Regions from separate parts of the Homo sapiens genome. Here region 1 is linked to region 2. A link is an interaction called in ENCODE POLR2A ChIA-PET data of the cell type or tissue named here. Cell type or tissue: PC-9. All regions are shown on one strand. Links, peaks and the distances in the headings refer to the core of each region. The heading gives the core; the rest is flanking DNA.

Region 1 (8,069 bases), core at 70-8,069, 210 kb after region 2:
CTAGCTCCTAGTACCATTTTCAAAGCTTTCTTTTGCCTCTCCTTCTTTAAAATATCCAGCTCATATCATTAGACCACAATTCACTCACATCTCCCTCCTTGTGGATGGTATATATCAACCTCCTGACCACTCCTCCACTCACTGGTGACATTTTTTCCAGTCCATTACCTTCATGTCCTCACTGCCATCTGTGCCCAGACACCTGCTTGCATGCAAACTCCTTTAATTACTTTCTGCCCCTTCCCTCCTTCTGACTTCCCCAGAAAACCTTCAAACCTGATTAAATTTAACTCTGGCCAAATTCTTGTAACTGAATTTTGCTAAAGAAAACCACTCAATGCCACTAAATAGTTCCACCATAAATTCATGACTCAGAGTCATGAATGGATATTTGACACTTCCCCAGTGTGCTTGTTTTCCAGCTCTCATAGACAGCTATTTTATTCTTTCTCTTCCTCAGACATCTCTGTCTCATCCCAGCTGTTGAACTTACCTCCTATTTTCCTGAGAAATTAGAAGCAATTTAAATGGAGTTACCTTATCTTCTCATCACCAAATCTATATATCTCCTTTCTTCTGTGCGTCTGCTTTCTACCTTCTTTCCTGAAGTTACTAAGGTAGATGTGTCCTTTCTTCCAAAAAAGCCCACCTACTCTACTTAGATCTCTGAATCTATGTTCTCCCACTACTTTGCAATTATACCCTCTCTGTCCTATATCACTGTATTTCTCCCATGCTTCTGAATCAGTTGCATCAGATCTAGTTTCTCTATTTAGAAAAATCACCCTCCCTTGACCCAATATGCTATCTAGTTATTACCCCATTTCTTTCCTTCTCTTTATAGCAAACACCTCAAAAGAATAACTCTATCTCCTGTCTCCACTTTCATACCTCCCAGTCTCATCTCAACCACTCCAATCAAGCTTCCATGTTCTTGTTGAGTTCGCCAATGACCTCCATGCTACCAAATTCAATGGACACATCCTGTGCCTTCGTCATGCTGAACTTCTTAGCAACATTTAGTGTTACTGACCACTCCTTAACTTTCTGAAACACTTTTCTCTCCCCAGAAGAATGTCGCCCCACTGTCCTAATTTTCCTCTTACCTCACTGGTCTTTTCCTCTTCAACTCCTCCTTTACTACCTACCTCTGAACTTTGGAACAGTCTTGGATTCTCTTCTTTTTCTCTACTTACATTTGTTTCCCAGGTGACCTCATCTGAGTCTCTGGTTCCAGTCACTTCCACCATCAGAGTACAGATTCTTGGCTGGGCCTCATAGTGCTTAAAGGGACAAGCAAGGATGAGCCCAGATGGGAATTAGGCTGCACTCAACCAAGTGTACTCCCCACCAAAATTAACGGGGTTCCCAAAGTCACATCCTGAGGCTCATTCACATACTCGCTTCTCCCTATGCAGTGTTTTTTTTCCCAGGACAGGGCATCACACAGACTTATCCAGAGCCATCCTTTGTGTTGAACTTCCATGGTCCCCACTCTGAAGCTGTGAAATCCCTCCTTCTTCCTCTCCCAAGTCTGCTTCCTGTCACAGAATGAGTTAACTCCTTTCAGAGCGCAGTCCCCACAACCACCTCTTGTTTACACAGACCTCCTGATTCTGCATCCAAGATTTTTTTACACTGTCATATCCTTGCTTATACATTAAATTCCATTTTATGCTACCCTGTATATATGTTGTTTGCATGAAATTCTTATCCTCTACAACAAACCACCTTCCAAAAAATAATCGACCATTCATTCCTATGTGGCCCCATAAAATGCCAGCAGGGAATGCCATGTGGCACAGAGAAATTTATTTCTCCAAACAGGTAAAACAAAAAGCTTGGTTTAACAATAATAAGTACTTTATACTTATGCATACAAACAACACCAAAAAATCATATTTCTTTATTCTTGTTTTCCTTTGCAATAGTCCATTACTATGTCATATTTCAAAACAAAAGCTAGTTCCATAGGAAGGAAAAACAGATTAAGTAATACAATGAAGAAAGGAATAATGTGTTTAAGGTTTGAATGTGAAATCTTATGTAGCTTTTCCAAAAATACCAATTTGGCTGGCACTTTACTATCTTTAATCCTGAGCATGAAATTTAAACTTCTATGGAGATAAAACTATATTACCCATAAACGAAACAAGCAAAACAGTGATCCCTTCCTGATTGAACTCAGGATGAATTTCTCTTGCAACACTTTTCACATTTGAGTAATGTACTTTTTTCTCTAGCCATTTTAAAATAGATTAGATTTGAAGCTCTCAAGGAGTCAAGTGACAACTAAACTAAAATAGGGTAGGAAGAAAGGTCTCATTTCACGTTCCTCAAAGCATATTCCACTGACAATTAGTGCATTGGATAGTAATAATGTTTATGACAAAGCCTATACTACTTTTGTTTGGGTTATGAATTATTTATTTATTACCTTTAATGAAAACCAGACACTGCCTCATTACTGTCCCATCCAAGAATTTGTCTTGCAATGAATTCTGGCAATATCTATTTTTCCCCCATTAGAGTGGTATGCATTTTAAAAATTAGAAGTGATATGATTAGGTGATCTGTTCAGGTCAATGTTTCTAGGACTATAAATTTATGGTTAGTAGGTGCCAATTCATGTTATTAGAAATTTGGAGACTATATAAGAAAGAAGTACTGGAGCAGTCAGATTCCTGAGTCTTACTGACCATCATTAAATTAGGAACATAGGAAGGGGCCACAAAACAGCTTTGTTCCAACCTTGAGTGCCTTAAGAGCTCAGGAGAGGTAGACATGTATTATTAAATACCGTATCCATTTCATATTTAATCTTTGTGTTCAAGGAATACTCTTGAGCTAATGGTTCAATCAGATAGTGCACTATGATAAGGGCAGGAATGAGCTTGGGTGGCATACACGTTTGGAGTTAGGTAGACCTATATTTTAATCTCAACTCCACCTTAGACCTTACGTGACTTCGGACAAATGGAATAATCTCTTAGCTTCAATTTATCTTTCTGAAAATCAAAAGGCTAATACATAACCTCAGTAAGCCTGTAGTTTGGATTTCATGATGTAAATGTATGTACAGTGCCTGGTTTCTCTCTTTTTTTTCTTTTTTAGCCTGGAGCTCCTTCCTGCCAGTCCTAAGGGTGGGTCCCTGGGTACAGTAAGCAGAATTGAGGTCATACAGGTTCAGCCTTTGACCTCTGGCGATTGGGCCCAATGGAACAGCAGGTACAAAAGTCCAAATGCTCTCACTTCAGGTATGGCCAGTGCTCAGCCAGGCTGCAGCAGGTGGATGGGGCACCATGGTTCTCTTTTGGTGAAGAGTTCACCATGGTAGTGTTTCTTCTCAGGCAGCTGCTATGACCATTTGATGATTCTAGCCAGGAACTGCTGCACCCACCACTCCATCCAGGCCAATGGGCACAAATCTGTGCAGCAGGGGCTAGGGTTCTTCTCCATGCACTGCATAGGCCTTGGCTCACTCTCCTGGCTGGGCCACCATCTGGCTGCAGTTCCACCTGCTGCCAGGCTTCAGACACCCAGTGAACATTCTCCCCATGGGTATAGTGCCTGGCTTCTAACAAGAGTTAGTTCCCTTCCCTTGAACAATTTCACATCAGGAATCAGTGGTAGATACCATCATATCACAACTGCTCACTGATTCTCTTAGGTATTCAGTAGAGTATTAGCCTATTTGTTGCCTCTTTAGAGACAAAAAGATTTCTAGGGCTTTAGAACTCAATGATAAGCCAATCTCCATCTAATGATCCATTTCACAGATAGAACTCATGGCTCACAAATGGTTTTGTTAACTAAGATAATAAAAATATTAAAGCCTTTCTATAACAAAGTAATGTCTGTGGGCCCAGCTACATTTTTTAATTAGACGTAGATTTCTAACACTCATTGAGTTCACTAATGCATATGCTCCAGAACAAAGGCAGGGGATTTTTTTTATTATTATTAATGCAGAATAGACAAGACTAAGAGTACACACAACAACAATATTTCTGCGGGGGCTGAAGTTTGTCAAATTTATTAAAAGGTTAAAAGTGCTCTATGCTTTAGACTCAACAAATAATATATTCCAATGAAATAATCATGGTTGTGCACAAAATTTTACCTATAAAAGTGTTCAAAATGCTACATTTGTAATAATAATAAAAAACTGAAAACTAGTGCTCCAAAATAGAGGATTGCTAATTAAATTATGTTATATCCATACAACAGAGCTGTACACAGCCATCAAAATGATGTTGTAGAATACTGGCAGAGTGTTATAGAATATTGTTGTAGAATAGATATTGTAGAAATACATTAATAGTTAGTTAAGTGAAAACAAGCTATAAAATGCTATGAATAGCATTCTTCCATAAAGAAAGACAAGGAAGAGAAGGAAGGAAGGGAGGGAGGGAGGGAGAGGGAAGAGAGGGAAGAGGGGGAAGAAAAAAAAACAATATTAATAGTAGTTTACTCTGGACAGTAGAAATTTGGGTGTTTGTTTTTAATTTGCTTTTCTTTTTATACTTATCTGTTTATTACAATGTATTGTAATTATGTATTCAATTATGCATAAGTATGGTAATTTTGAGCTAGTTTTAAAGAAATAAATTGTCCAAATATCCCAATCAGTTAAAACATCATGGAGAAAAAGAATAACAGGCCAGGCGAGTTGTTCACACCTGTAATCCCAACACTTTGGAAAGCCGAGGTGGGAGGATCACTTGAGCTCAGGAGTTCAAGACCAGCCTAGGCAACACAGTGAGACCTCATCTCTACAAAAAAATTTTAAAATTAGCCAGGCGGGGTGGTGTGTGGCTGTAGTACCAGCTATTCCTTAGGAGGCTGAGGCAAGAGGATTGCTTGAGTCAGGGAGCTGGAGGCCACAGTGAGCCATGTTCACACCACTGCACTCCAGCCTGGGTAACAGAGTAAGACTCTGTCTCAAAAAAAAAAGAATAACAGAAGGGGAGGAAAGATGAGAACCTGTAAAATATAGACTACTCCCTGACAAATGTCTAGAGAAAATTTTTAAACATGTTTTGTGAAAATTGGACATTAGTTAATAATAATTACATAATAATATAATTTTTTGCATGTGGGGTTTTCCAGTGAAAACCAGAAAATCTAGTATATAAATTCTAAAACAGCTGTAACATTATTGTAATAATATTAATAACAAATATTTTACTGTTCATAAAGTGATTTCAAACTAACTTCACTGCCTTTATTAAGTGACTGCTATGTTGATCAAAAACTCCAGACACCATGTAAATAGATTTCTGCAAAGCATGTGGAGTTTCTCATAATATTCATTGCAGAAGATGGTGAAAGTAAACGTAAGTGGATTATAAATTTGCTGAACAATTGAAACACTCAGGAGATTCAAACACTTATATATTTAACAACTGCTCACATAGAGTTTCCTACATGCCAGACACTGCTTCAGAAATATTAGAGGCTTCAGAAATATTAAATTACTTCATTCTCACAACAGTCATAGGAGATAGGAGATGACAAAACCCTATTATAACTTCCTTTCTACAGAGGGCAGGTTAGGTAACTTGACCAAGGTCAGAGGGCTAGCAAAGGGCACAGCGAGATTAAAGCCCAGGCAGACTGTTTTCAGAGAGGGTGCCCCTAACCACCACACTATCATGAACAACATCTTCACAGTATATGGGCCATGATTATGCACTTAATAGATTTTACAAAGCAAATTTTAAATCTTAAATTTACAGAAAATATAACATGTTATATAAATATAGAATGAGAGAGACAGATTTATATAAAAAAAATTTGGATTTATTTCAGGTCCAAAATAATAATAACATAGTAGCTAAGAAAACTAATTAATAAATTTTCAGACTTCATTAATAGAGAAGTAAGAGAGAGCAATGGAAGAAAAAAGAACTAGGTTTATTGATTGCCTACTGTGTATCAGATCATTTATACATAATATTTATTTTTCGTTAAAATTCTTGGAAGTAGGTAATTGTGGTAGATTAAATGCATTATCGGCTTCAATGGCCTCCCTCTATTCACATCCATTACAACATGATTTTTTAACTACTCCACCCCCATCAAGAGATGAAATCTTCACCTTTTCAATCTAGGCTAGATTTGCTTTGGCCAAAAAAAATGCAACCAAAGTGATGTTGTGCCACTTCTGAGCATGAGTCTCACAAAGCCGCCTATGCTTCCACCCTCCCTTTCTTGGAACCCTGCTCATCTCCATAGAAACAAGCCCAGAGTAGCCTGTGAGGAGATGAGAAACCACTTAAGTCATGACAGCTGAAGTCATCCTAGACCAGACCAGCCCCCACCAACCTACTGACTTTAGATACATAAGTCCAGGTTGGGCACAGTGGCTCACACCTGTAATCCCAGCACTTTGGGAGTCTGAGGGGGACAGATCGCTTGAGCCCAGGAATTTGAGACCAGCCTGGCCAACATGGTGAAACCCTGTCTCTACCAAAATTACAAAAACTTAATTGGGTGTGGTGGTACATGCTACCTATCCCGGAGGATCTCCTGAGCCCAGGAGGTTGAGGCTGCAGTGAGCCATGATCACACCACTGTACTCCAGCCTGGGCAATAGAGTGAGATGCTGTCTCAAAAAAAAAATAAAGAAGAGTCCAGCCAAGATCAACCAACTCTCCCATAGTCTCTTGGGAAGTAATATACAGATGTCTTTTTAAATCATTACATTTTAGGGTGCTTTGTTACACAGCAATCGCCATGTGATTCAGCATAATTTTTTCTCTTATAAATGTAGAAATTGAGGCTCAGAGAAGTATTTTACCCAAAATCACCCAGTTTGTAAGTGGCAGAAGTCAGCCCCAGTCTCTTTTATTTCAAAGCACATAATATTCAGATGTTAGAATAATCATCTCACTGAGCTCTATACTAGACTGGCCATATATGAAGTGCTATATTTAATTCTATACAACCTAACATGAATCCAGAAGAAAATACAAAGAATTTTATGATGTCTATAAACTAAAACAAAAAAACAAAAAACAAGAGAAAGGTTTGCTGGCTGAGTACAGAAGCTCATGCCTGTAATCCCAGTACTTTGGGAGGCCGAGATGGGAGGACTGCTTGGGGCCAGGAGTTTGAGACACACCTAGGCAAAGTAGTGAGACTTCATCTCTACAATAAATAAAAAAATTAGCCAAGCACGGTGGTGCACACCTGTAGTCCCAGCTACTCTGGAAGCTGAGGTAGGAGGATTGCCTGAGCCCAGGAAGTGGAGGCTGCTGTGAGCTATGATTATGCCACTGTACTTCAGCCTGGGTGATACCACGAGACCCTGTCTCAAAAATAATAACAATAAAAAATTTAAAAAAAGAAATAAAAAGAAAGGTCTGCTTAGGTTGGAGAAGATAAAGTTCATGGAGGACATAAATAAAGGACATAAATAAAGGAGGACATAAATAAAGGAGCAGATTTTTTTCTGTTGCTCCTGTCTCATCTACTCCGATTCCTTCAAGCAACAGCTCCCTACCACTCATGAAAAGACACATCTAACCCCTCATGATGATTACTGGGTTTAGATGTTAACCTCAGTCTTCCTGGTATTCATCACATAAGGATCTACTCAACCCTTATAGACTCACTTTGAGCTTCTAGACAGCCTCTCTCAAGTCCATCTCTGCATCTAACCACAACTGTATTCAGTGTGACGTTTTCTCAAATTCCTTTCCAGGCAACACTGTTCCAAGCTAGACTTGGCCTCCGAAATCGGCCTCTTCCACCACAAAAAGAAGCCTCCATATCACAAACGCACTCACATTTTCTTTCCTGGTCTTGCTCCAGAGATCAGTGGCTAAAACTAACAGGACTTCATCAGATTTTAGCTTAATAAAAGGGAGATGTACCTACCAATGACATTTGTCAAGTAAAAGCACTAGCCCTTCATGACAATAAAGACCCAAACCCAGGAAGCATGGTATGTTGCATAAGGGAATCTTCCTCATGTGATAGCTTGGATAACATAAGGTACTGAAACAAACAAAACCCCCCAAATTTTAGTAGCTTAAAATAATATGATATTATGTCTCACT
Region 2 (11,447 bases), core at 1,782-9,781:
TGGAAACACAGCTGCCCCTATTTTAGTTTTCTCAGTATCTCTTGGACCTGAAAGTGACAAACTATGTCCTCTTTATTCATTCTTCAAGGGAAGATGGATCTTTAGATGTCAGAGTAGGAGGTGAGGAACAGTGTTCCAGCGTTTCTGTGCTCTATTCTTCTTAAACAGTTTTGTCAATAAAGGACAAAATAATAGAGAACATAATTTGAAAGACTGTGTGGTTTTGCCTCCCTAAAAAAAGAAATGAATTTCATATTAAACTATTCCTCAAGTCATATTTTGACAACAAAACTCAGAGCATATTTTATTTGTAGTCAACAATAATAGCTCGTGTTCATATATAAGAAAAAAAAAGGGATCACATTTTCTATCTGTAGATTCCTAGTTCTGATAGAAGGAACATGAGAAACTTCAGCCTAGTAATTCTGCAATGATGATGTGTTGATAATTTCTTGTCAGTTGCCTAAACTTTAAAGTAAAAAACAAGCATTTTGAAAAGATTGATTCAACTTAGGAAGCCGTGGTGGGAAAATCACTTGAGCTCAAGTGTTCAAGACCAGCCTGGGCAACATAGGTAAGACCTATCTATAAAAAAAGAAAAAAAAAATGAAAATAAAAGATTGATTGGAAAAGTAGTGATTATAAGCCCAGGCTTGTAGTCAGCAAAGTATGACTTCTGATTTCTGGCTCTATTGCTTATGAATTGTTCAACCTTGTCAAGCCTTAGTTTCCTTCTCTGTAAAAACCTCCCCTATAGGATTACTATAAGAATTATAAGATCACATATGTAAAGAATTTAGAATAGGGCCAGCACAAAACAAACCTTCAATAAATAATAATCATTATTGGTATTTTTATAATCAGTTAGACTTCTACTTTTGATAGTTATAACCATAACCCCATACTTTTCACAATACTTTATGACATCCAAAAAATGCTTATATTAGCTCATTTAATTTTGTTTAATCCTCACAACCACCTCTGAAACAAATAGATATGATTATATTCCTCATTTTATAGTAGAAGAATTGAGAATCAAAGAAGTGACTTGCCAAAGAGTTCACAGCTGGTGAGGAAGCTTTAAACAGACCCTGGCACTCACATCTGAGTCTTGCTATGCTGCTACAGCTGCCCTGAAGAGAAAAGATCTGACTATTGAAATGTCTAATCTTGCTCAAACTGGTCTTGGTGAGAAACATTCTAAGCCTGATTACTTTTATCCTGCCCTTCCTATGTCCTGAGGCAGAAGGTTTCAGTTACTAAGAACTTTTTCAGTCTCTAAGAAATAATTGGCTCATAATAACCCATTATCCAAGTGTGTAAATCAGTTTATGAATCCACACCTACAACAAGGTTGGTTTACAAGCATTGAACAAACACTTGGATGCCTCACTCGTAAAATTCCAAATGGCACCTGGCTGTGATTATGCTACTTTCTCTGAAGACTCCTATCTACAGAAGGAAGTCCAAAGTTCAAACCTCATGGCCCTTCACTATGTCCACCTCTTTCTCTAGCCACTCTCCCCTGACCACTCCACAGAAGTACCGTGTTCTCGCAGCATCATGCCTTCCTCCTTCCAAACTCCACCTCCCTAACATGTGATTCAAAGCTCTGCTCAGACATCTGTCCTCTCTAAGGCTCACATTTACTAATCTCCATTTCGAGATGAATTGCTTTCTCATCCACGCTCCCATGGCAGCTAAAGGAAATAAAAATATTTCAGCCCCAAATATATTTCTTTGACATATTTTGGGATGGCTGTCAGGGGGTCAGTAAACAGAACTGGTCCTGCAAAGCTGTCTTTTGTGGGGGAAATTTGCATCATTAGCAATCTGCATTAACGCAACCAGGCCTTCCCTAATCCAGATCTAGGAAAGATTAACCAAGAGTCTGACACATTTAAATATCCGAAAGAAACATTGTCCATTTATCCTCTCTGAGGGCTGCTACCTGTGAGGTTTTATCTCCATACCAAGACCACTTTTAATAGCCAAGCCTCCCCTTCTCTCCCTCCCATAACCTGTCTCTTCACTAAAATCTGATTTACCACCATAACCTGGTTTTGGCCATGCTCCAAGCTCCTGTTCTTTCTGTAATCTCAAGGTGATATACAAGCTCCTGTACCCCACTGGGGAGTTGAATCTTCATTCTGAAGGCTCCTGTGTCATGGGAAACTATGATCAAATAAACTATGATCAAGTAAGTTTGGTCAGTTTCTTTTAGTATCCTTTTTCTCCTATTAATCTGCCTTTTGTGAACTGAATTTTTCACGGAACCTTCTGAGAGTGAAGGGGAAGCTTTCCCTTCACCCCTACACAATTTGCCACATTCTTCTTTACTACACTTATATTTCATCATCAATGTTTGTTTGTGCATCTGGATTCTCCACTGGACTGAGGACTCCTTGAGGGCAAAAATCCTAACCACTTAACTTTAGAGCTCCAGCAGCTGGAATGCAAGCATTTGATCTGTGAACTATGCTGGGCTTACAAGCTGCAGGTGGCATGCTAAAATTAATTAATATTCCTCCTCGGACATCTAAGTAAAACAGATCTTTGCAAATCTCCGTGTGTCTACTCAGAGAGTCCCACGAAACTGCCAAGCGCCAATCCAAAGGTAGATGCATGATCAAGAGAGAGAGATGATGCCACACAAGGATAGGGAACTGAAGTGTGAAAGAACTGATTCACTTATAAATTACATAAACCAAAAATAAAATTCTAAGACCCCTCAACCATCTGGATGGACTTCCCCCTCAGTTAGTGAGAGGTGACAACGTGCTAGCAGCCCTCACTTGCTCTCAGCACCTCCTCGGCCTCAGCGTCCGCTCTGGCCATGCTGAGGAGCCCTTCAGCCTACCGCTGCACTGTGGGAGCCCCTCTCTGGGCTGGCCAAGGCCGGAGCTGGCTCCCACTGCTTGCTGGGAGGTGTGGAGGGAGAGGCATGGAAGGGAACCGGAGCTGCACACAGCACTCGCGGGCCAGCGCAAGTTCGGGGTGGGCGCGGGCCCGGCAGGCCCCGCACTCGGAGTGGCTGGCCGGCGCCACCGGCCCTGGGCAGTGAGGGGATTAGCTCCCGGGCCAGCAGCTGCGGAGGGGGCACTGGGTCCCCCAGCACTGCCAGCCCGCCTGCCCCACACTTGAATTCTCGCCGGGCCTCAGCCACCTCCCCGCGGGGCAGGGCTTGGGACCTGCAGCCCGCCATGCCCGAGCCCCCCCACAGTGAGCTCCCTGGCGACCTGAGCCTCCCCGACGGGCACTGCCCCCTGCTGCGTAGCACCCAGGCCCATCGACCACCCAAGAGCTGAGGAGTGCAGGCATGTGGCGCGGGACTGGCGGGCAGCTCCACCCGCAGTCCTGGTATGGGATCCACTAGGCGAAGCCAGCTGGGCTCCTGAGTTGGGTGGGGACTTAGAGAACTTTTATGTCTAGCTGGAGGATTGTATATGCACCAATCAGCACTCTGTATCTAGCTAATCTGGTGGGGACTTGGAGAACTTTTATGTCTAGCTAAAGTATGTAAATACACCAATCAGCACTCTGTATCTAGCTCAAGGTTTGTAAATGCACCAATCAGCACTCTGTGTCTAGCCAGATTGTAAATGTACCAATCAGCACCCTGTCAAAACAGACCAATCAGCTCTCTGTAAAACGGACCAATCAGCTCTCTGTAAAATGGGCCAATCAGCAGAATGTGGATGGGGCCAGATAAGGGAATAAAAGCAGGCTGCCAGAGCCAGCAGGGGCAACCTGCTGGGGTCTCCTTCCACACTGTGGAAGCTTTGTTCTTTTGCTCTTTACAATAAATCTTGCTGCTGCTGACTCCTTGGGTCCGCACTGCCTTTATGAGCTGTAACACTCACGGTGAAGGTCTGCAGCTTCACTCCTGAAGCCAGTAAGACCATGAACCCACCAGGAGGGATGAACAACTCTGGACACACCACCTTTAAGAGCTGTAACACTCACTGCAAAGGTCTGCAGCTTCACTCCTGAGGCCAGTGAGACCATGAACCCACTGGGAGGAATGAACAACTCCAGATGGGAGGAATGAACAACTCCGGACAGGAGGAACGAACAACTCCAGACGTGCCGTCTTAAGAGCTGTAACACTCACCGCAAAGGTCTGCAGCTTCACTCCTGAAGCCAGCGAGACCATGAACCTACCAGAAGGAAGAAACTCCGAGCACGTCCAAACATGAGATGGAACAAACTCCAGACACACCATCTTTAAGAACTGTAACACTCACCGCAAGGGTCTGCGGCTTCATTCTTGAAGTCAGTGAGACCAAGAACCCACCAATTCCGGACACATTAGGACTTTTAAAACTTAACCTGAGAGACTGTTTCAGGCCATGACAGGAAGTGGGGGTTGAACAGGCTTCATTATACCTCTCTGGCATTAACATCAACACAGATTTTAAGTCTGATAAGAAGCATTTTACAATCTATTTTCTCTGATGCTTGCTAGCTAAAAGCTTCATCTGTATAGTAAAACTTTGGTCTCTACGACATGTTATCACAACCCAGACATTCCTTTCTGTTGATCCCAGGTCTTTAAACAAACTCAACCAATTGTCAACCAGAAAATGTTTAAATTTCCCTACAGCCTGGAAGCCCCTATTTTGAATGGCCCTGCCTTTGTAGACCAAACCAATGTATTTCTTAAATGTATTTGATTGATGTCTCATGCCTCCCTAAAATGTATAAAACCAAGCTGCACCCCAGCCACCTTGGGCCCATGTTCTCAGGACCTCCCGGGCCATGGTCACTCACATTTGGCTCAGAATAAATCTCTTCAAATATTTTACAGAGTTTAATTCTTTCCATTGACAATTGCATTACAAAAAAGCAAAATCTTTCCATTCAAGTTTTCAGCAAGTAATAATAAAAATTTAAATAAATCAGGGTGTACAGTATATTTAATATTTTGGTTTTTTTATCATTGTACAGCTTTGAGTGAACTAAAGGAATTAACAAATTTATCTTGTTTGTAAGTCTCAAACATTTGTTGGTGTCTCTGTTAAATACATTTTTGGACAATCATTTTAAATATTACAGTCGTGTGGGTAGTGTAGTTCCAGAATAATTTAGAAAACATGGTATCTAGATTTACAGTATGGACCTCTCAGGTAAGATAATAAAGAAGGAAAATCTTTTTAGATGCCCCTGTTTTTAGGAGCTTAGAATTCTCTCTTTTACTTTCTTCCGACCATGATGAATGGGTAGCTTTTTTTTTATTTTTGTTTAAACCTCTTAATTTTTTGTAAACTTTAAATCTGTTATTCAGCACCTCAAAATTTAAAGTATATATGCTCCTATCTTTGAAACTGCAAGTCTTTTTCTCCATTTTTTTTTTGAATTACTGTTAACCTAGGCTCTCACCAATCTATTTGGCATTTACCCACATATTTTGCTTAAGATTTAATTTTAAAAGTTCTGTAAACTTACTGTATCTCCAAAATAACAGCACATCCATAGCTGTCTATTGAGTCAGTTGTATTTCTAAAAGAAACATGTTATTTCATGGCAGCTTCCTTGGTAAATTTCTGGTAGTCACTACGAAATGAAAGGAAGTGGAAAAGGTCGGGGACGGTTAGAAAATAGTTGGGGAGAAGAATCACAGGTTATCACATACTTGAAAGGAATAATCCTGAAGACTCAAAACTTCACAACTCTTTTTGTCCCTGTGCTCCCTAGTGAAAACAGTCTGTGTTAGTCAGAAGCAAGCTCACAAAGCTCATGAATAACTTGCATTCTTATGCTGGAGAACAGCCAATTACCCTGGGACCAAATTCCTGTTTGCTTTGTAGTGAATGTGGGAGACAAGCTGCCTGCCAGTAGCTGTTAAGGCAGTAAAAACACAGCCAGAGGCTATCACAAGGAGGAAATCACAGAGCAAGTTAATTTGTGAACTTCAAGGACAGAGATTAAATATTGTGCAATGAAGCTAATATGGTGGGCTTGTCTGAAAGTAGAATAATCTGGTCTGAAAAGCACCCTTATGAGTTAGCATGATATTTGCATAATGAGTGACACATCATCGTTTCCAGACTTGCTTTTTTTAATGATTGATATCCTTTAAAATTTTCTTCCAAAAAGATTATTGATTCTCTGTTTGGGAAATGCAAGTTTGTTTTACTCTTGATTCTCTCATTCTGATATATCTGGTACAGAGAGTATTAAAGCCAAAAGGACAGTATTTGGGGTAAAATTTGGAAAATCCCAGACCCAATTTGGAAACCAAGATAGCTCATTATACCCTGTTGTTTTATAGAGCCATGTTCAGTGTTTTGAGTACTTGAGGCTGCTCTGAGATCTCTTATTTGCATTCAGAACTTGAGTAGTTTTTGACCAAGGGGAAAAAATGAGAACTGCCAAATCTATTAGCTTGCCCATAACCCCAAATAGTATACTATAGTGTCATTCTCCACAGAGAAAACAGCTTACCGTTTAAATCCTAGAAATTACACACTGACTACTAGGTCACTGTAACCTCACTATGATACCCTTAGGTCACATGTTGTGAGTTTTACAGTTGTTTGGACATAGAGTTTATAAAAAATTAAAATAAAATAAACCTTTGGATAGAGTATAACGTTGGGGCTCAGAAAGCAATAACCCAAACACTGGTGCTATGACAGGCTAAGAGGCCTTAGACGCAGCCCGCAAATCAAGGTCCCTCTAACTTTGCCTTGTCCCTCAGCCCTTGCCTCAAGCACAGGGAGGGACTCTCTCTGGAATTTCCTTATCTGACCAAGAAATCTTCTTTCTAAGAGAAATACAATTGTTTTCCTCCCTTCTCTGAAATCTCATTATCTGTCTCAGAAAAGAAGACTAAGGAATGCAACTACAGGGAGATGGACTTTTTCACAACATAATTCCAGCCTCTAGGGCTCATTCAAATTCCAAAGAGAATCATTTACAAGTTCACTGTTCTCCCTAATAATCATCTGTGGTCCCTCAAAGGAATTGCCTACATTCCCCATCTCTCCCCTCCCCTATGGAAGAGAGTATATAAGCTTCTGTACCACATTGGGTTATTAGGCAATCTTCCTCCTTAAGTTCCCCAGTGCTAACCATGTTAAAACAAACTTTCGTATGCCTTTTCTCCTACTTATCTGTCTTTTGTCAGTTGATTATTAGTGATCCCTTGGAGGGTGAAGGGGAAGTTTTCCCTTGGTTCCTACAATAAGATGGACCAATATTACACTGATTTTTGATGCCATAGCTAATCATATTATATTGAGGTTTGTAAAACTAATGAAGCCTACCAAGATTAGGATTATGGGAGGGCCCTGAATTCTGCTAAAATGTAGATGCTGTTTCTACAATCCCTTACTGCTCAGGAGTTATGTGGCCAGAGGTCATAAGATTCATTGCTTCCCCAGCTGCACCTATAGGTAACATCACTATTGTAGAACTAAGATTGCTCTTTTGAGATGTTTTTCAGACTTACCCAACCTGGACTAGTCACTGATGACTCATCTGTCCTGTGGGCCCCCACCCACCCCACAACCACCCATCCAGAGACAGACTCAATGCACAAAGACTATTTTCCACACCTCTATAATTGCATCCCCAGCCAATCAGCAGTACCCATTCCCTAGTTCTCTTCCCACCAAACTATGCTTGCAAAACCCTAACCTCTGAACGTTCAGGAAGACTGATTTGAGTGATAACTCCAGTTCTTCTGCATAGCTGGCCTTGTGCTAATTAATTAATTATATACCATAGTACCATGGTCTCAGTAAACTGGTTTTGTTTGTGCAGTGGGCAAGAAGAACAGTCAGGCAACTACAGTTGTAATGCCATGGAAAATTGAAATACATCTTGCACATGTCCCATGATGGAAGAACTTAGAGATGTTTTTCAATGTTTATCAGAGAACATGAAATAGCCTGCCAGGCCCAGAATCCAGAAGTTTTATCCACTAGCACTTTAAATCTAGTCAAATGGAACATAGTCACTGGTGCTGAGAGACCTAGGTGCTCAGGGAAAATGAGCACAGCAATATACTAATAGAAGACAAATATTCAACCAACTATAAAGCTTAAGGCTTTAGAAAGACACAATCTTTTTATGGTTTCATTGTTGGCATCATTTTGCATTCAGATTTATCAATTAAAATATGTGTCATTTTTATGCTTTAGTTCAAATGTTGTTTCCCTTCTTTTTTTTTATTTTATTATTACTATACTTTAAGTTTTAGGGTACATGTGCACAACATGCAGGTTTGTTACATATGTATACATGTGCCATGTTGGTGTGCTGCACCCATTAACTCGTCATTTAGCATTAGGTATATCTCCTAATGCTATCCCTCCCCCCCTCCCCCCACCCCACAACAGTCCCCGGTGTATGATGTTCCCCTTCCTGTGTCCATGTGTTCTCATTGTTGAATTCCCACCTATGACTGAGAAAACGCAGTGTTTGGTTTTTTGTCCTTGCAATAGTTTGCTGAGAATGATGGTTTCCAGCTTCATCCATGTCCCTGCAAAGGACATGAACTCATCACTTCTTATGGCTGCATAGTATTCCATGGTGTATATGTGCCACATTTTCTTAATCCAGTCTATCATTGTTGGACATTTGGGTCAGTTCCAAGTCTTTGCTATTGTGAATAGTGCTGCAGTAAACATACATGTGCATGTGTCTTTATAGCAGCATGATTTATAATCCTTTGGGTATATACCCAGTAATGGAATGGCTGGGTCAAATGGTATTTCTAGTTCTAGATCCCTGAGGAATCACTACACTGATTTCCACAATGGTTGAACTAGTTTACAGTCCCACCAACAGTGTAAAAGTGTTCTTATTTCTCCACATCCTCTCCAGTACCTGTTGTTTCCTGACTTTTTAATGACCGCCATTCTAACTGGTGTGAGATGGTATCTCACTGTGGTTTTGATTTGCATTTCTCTGATGGCCAGTGATGATGAGCATTTTTTCATGTGTTTTTTGACTGCATAAATGTCTTCTTTTGAGAAGTGTCTGTTTATATCCCTTGCCCACTTTTTGATGGGGTTGTTTGTTTCTTGTAAATTTGTTTGAGTTCATTGTAGATTCTGGATATTAGCCCTTTGTCAGATGAGTAGATTGCAAAAATTTTCTCCCATTCTGTAGGTTGCCTGTTCACTCTGATGGTAGTTTCTTTTGCTGTGCAGAAGCTCTTTAGTTTAATTAGATCCCATTTGTTAATTTTGGCTTTTGTTGCCATTGCTTTTGGTATTTTAGACATGAAGTCCTTGCCCATGACTATGTCCTGAATAGTATTGCCTGGGTTTTCTTCCAGGGTTTTTATGGTTTTAGGACTAACATGTAAGTCTTTAATCCATCTTGCATTAATTTTTGTATAAGGTATAAGGAAGGGATCCAGTTTCAGCTTTCTACATATGGCTAGCCAGTTTTCCCAGCACCATTTATTAAATAGGGACTCCTTTCCCCATTGCTTGCTTTTGTCAGGTTTGTCAAAGATCAGATGGTTGTAGATATGCGGCATTATTTCTGAGGCCTCTGTTCTGTTCCATTGGTCTGTATCTCTGTTTTGGTACGAGTACCATGCTGTTTTGGTTACTGTAGCCTTGTAGTATAGTTTGAAGTCAGGTAGTGTGATGCCTCCAGCTTTGTTCTTTTGGCTTAGGATTGACTTGTCAATGTGGGCGGGCTCTTTTTTGGTTCCATATGAACTTAAAGTGGTTTTCTTCCAATTCTGTGAAGAAAGTCATTGGTAGCTTGATGGGGATGGCATTGAATCTATAAATTACCTTGGCCAGTACCTTGGCCATTTTCACGATATTGATTCTTCCTACCCATGAGCATGGAATGTTCTTCCACTTGTTTGTATCCTCTTTTATTTCATTGAGCAGTGGTTTGTAGTTCTCCTTGAAGAGGTCCTTCATGTCCCTTGTAAGTTGGATTCCTAGGTATTTTATTCTCTTTGAAGCAATTGTGAATGGGAGTTCACTCATGATTTGGCTCTCTGTTTGTCTGTTATTGGTGTATAAGAATGCTTGTGATTTTTGCACATTGATTTTGTAACCTGAGACATTGCTGAAGTTGCTTATCAGCTTAAGGAGATTTTGGGCTGAGACGATGGGGTTTTCTAGATATACAATCATGTCATCTGCAAACAGGGACAATTTGACTTCCTCTTTTCCTAACTGAACGCCCTTTATTTCCTTCTCCTGCCTGATTGCCCTGGCCAGAACTTCCAACACTATGTTGAATAGGAGTGGTGAGAGAGGGCATCCCTGTTTTGTGCCACATTTCAAAGGGAATGCTTCCAGTTTTTGTCCATTCAATATGATACGGGCTGTGGGTTTGTCGTAGATAGCTCTTATTATTTTGAGATAAGTCCCACCAATACCCAACTTATTGAGAGTTTTTAGCATGAAGGGCCGTTGAATTTTGTCAAAGGACTTTTCTGCATCTATTGAGATAATCATGTGGTTTTTGTCTTTGGTTCTGTTTATATGCTGGATTACATTTATTGATTTGCGTATGTTGAACCAGCCTTGCATCCCAGGGATGAAGCCCACTTGATCATAGTGGATAAGCTTTTTGATGTGCTGCGGGATTCAGTTTGCCAGTATTTTATTGAGGATTTTTGTATCAATGTTCATCAAGGATATTGGTCTAAAATTCTCTTTTTTTGTTGTGTCTCTGCCAGGCTTTGGTATCAGGATGATGCTGGCTTCATAAAATGAGTTAGGGAGGATTCCATCTTTTTCTATTGACTGGAATAGTTTCAGAAGGAATGGTACCAGCTCCTCCTTGTACCTCTGGTAGAATTCGGCTGTGAATCTGTCTGGTACTGGACTTTTTTTGGTTGGCAAGCTATTAATTATTACCTCAATTTCAGAGCCTGTTATTGGTCTATTCAGAGATTCAACTTCTTCCTGGTTTAGTCTTGGGAGGGTGTATGTGTCAAGGAATGTATCCATTTCTTCTAGATTTTCTAGTTTATTTGCACAGAGGTGTTTATAGTGTTCTCTGATGGTAGTTTGTATTTCTGTGGGATCGGTGGTGATATCCCCTTTGTCATTTTTTATTGCGTCTATTTGATTCTTCTCTCTTTTCTTCTTTATTAGTCTTGCTAGCGGTCTATCAATTTTGTTGATCTTTTCAAAAAACAAGCTCCTGGATTCATTGATTTTTTGAAGGGTTTTTTGTGTCTCTATTTCCTTCAGTTCTGCTCTGATCTTAGTTATTTCTTGCCTTCTGCTAGCTTTTGAATGTGTTTGCTCTTGCTTCTCTAGCTCTTTTAATTGTGATGTTAGGGTGTCAATTTTAGATCTTTCCTGCTTTCTCTTGTGGGCATTTAGTGCTATAAATTTCCCTCTACACACTACTTTGAATGTGTCCCAGAGATTCTGGTATGTTGTGTCTTTGTTCTCATTGGTTTCAAAGAACATCTTTATTTCTGCCTTCATTTCGTTATGTACCCA

The links. ChIA-PET counts read pairs that join two places held together with the same protein. Peaks named below come from ENCODE experiments on the same cell type or tissue, not always from the same donor. Only the 100,000 strongest peaks of a DNase experiment are listed, where the experiment ranks them.
Region 1: POLR2A ChIA-PET joins it to region 2 with 12 read pairs; 2 of 35 experiments call an interaction of 5 or more read pairs at or near these places.

What each region holds. Positions count from the first base shown.
Region 1 is chr1:185,431,336-185,439,404 of GRCh38, reverse strand. It overlaps the pseudogene RNU7-183P and the pseudogene MCRIP2P2. Among named protein-coding and RNA genes, the nearest start is that of CBSLR, 120 kb to the right of the region's middle. In PC-9, for the core only: no CTCF peak of the experiment used is centred there; no DNase peak of the experiment used is centred there.
Region 2 is chr1:185,640,800-185,652,246 of GRCh38, reverse strand. It overlaps GS1-204I12.4 (a long non-coding RNA gene), which reads right to left and starts at 5,738. Exons shown (of 3, transcript NR_188649.1): 1 at 5,449-5,738. All of the region lies in intron 1 of LOC107985239 (a long non-coding RNA gene), which reads right to left. RefSeq lists an enhancer at 5,361-6,274. In PC-9, for the core only: no CTCF peak of the experiment used is centred there; a DNase peak (open chromatin) is centred at 5,786; H3K27ac peaks cover 343 bases.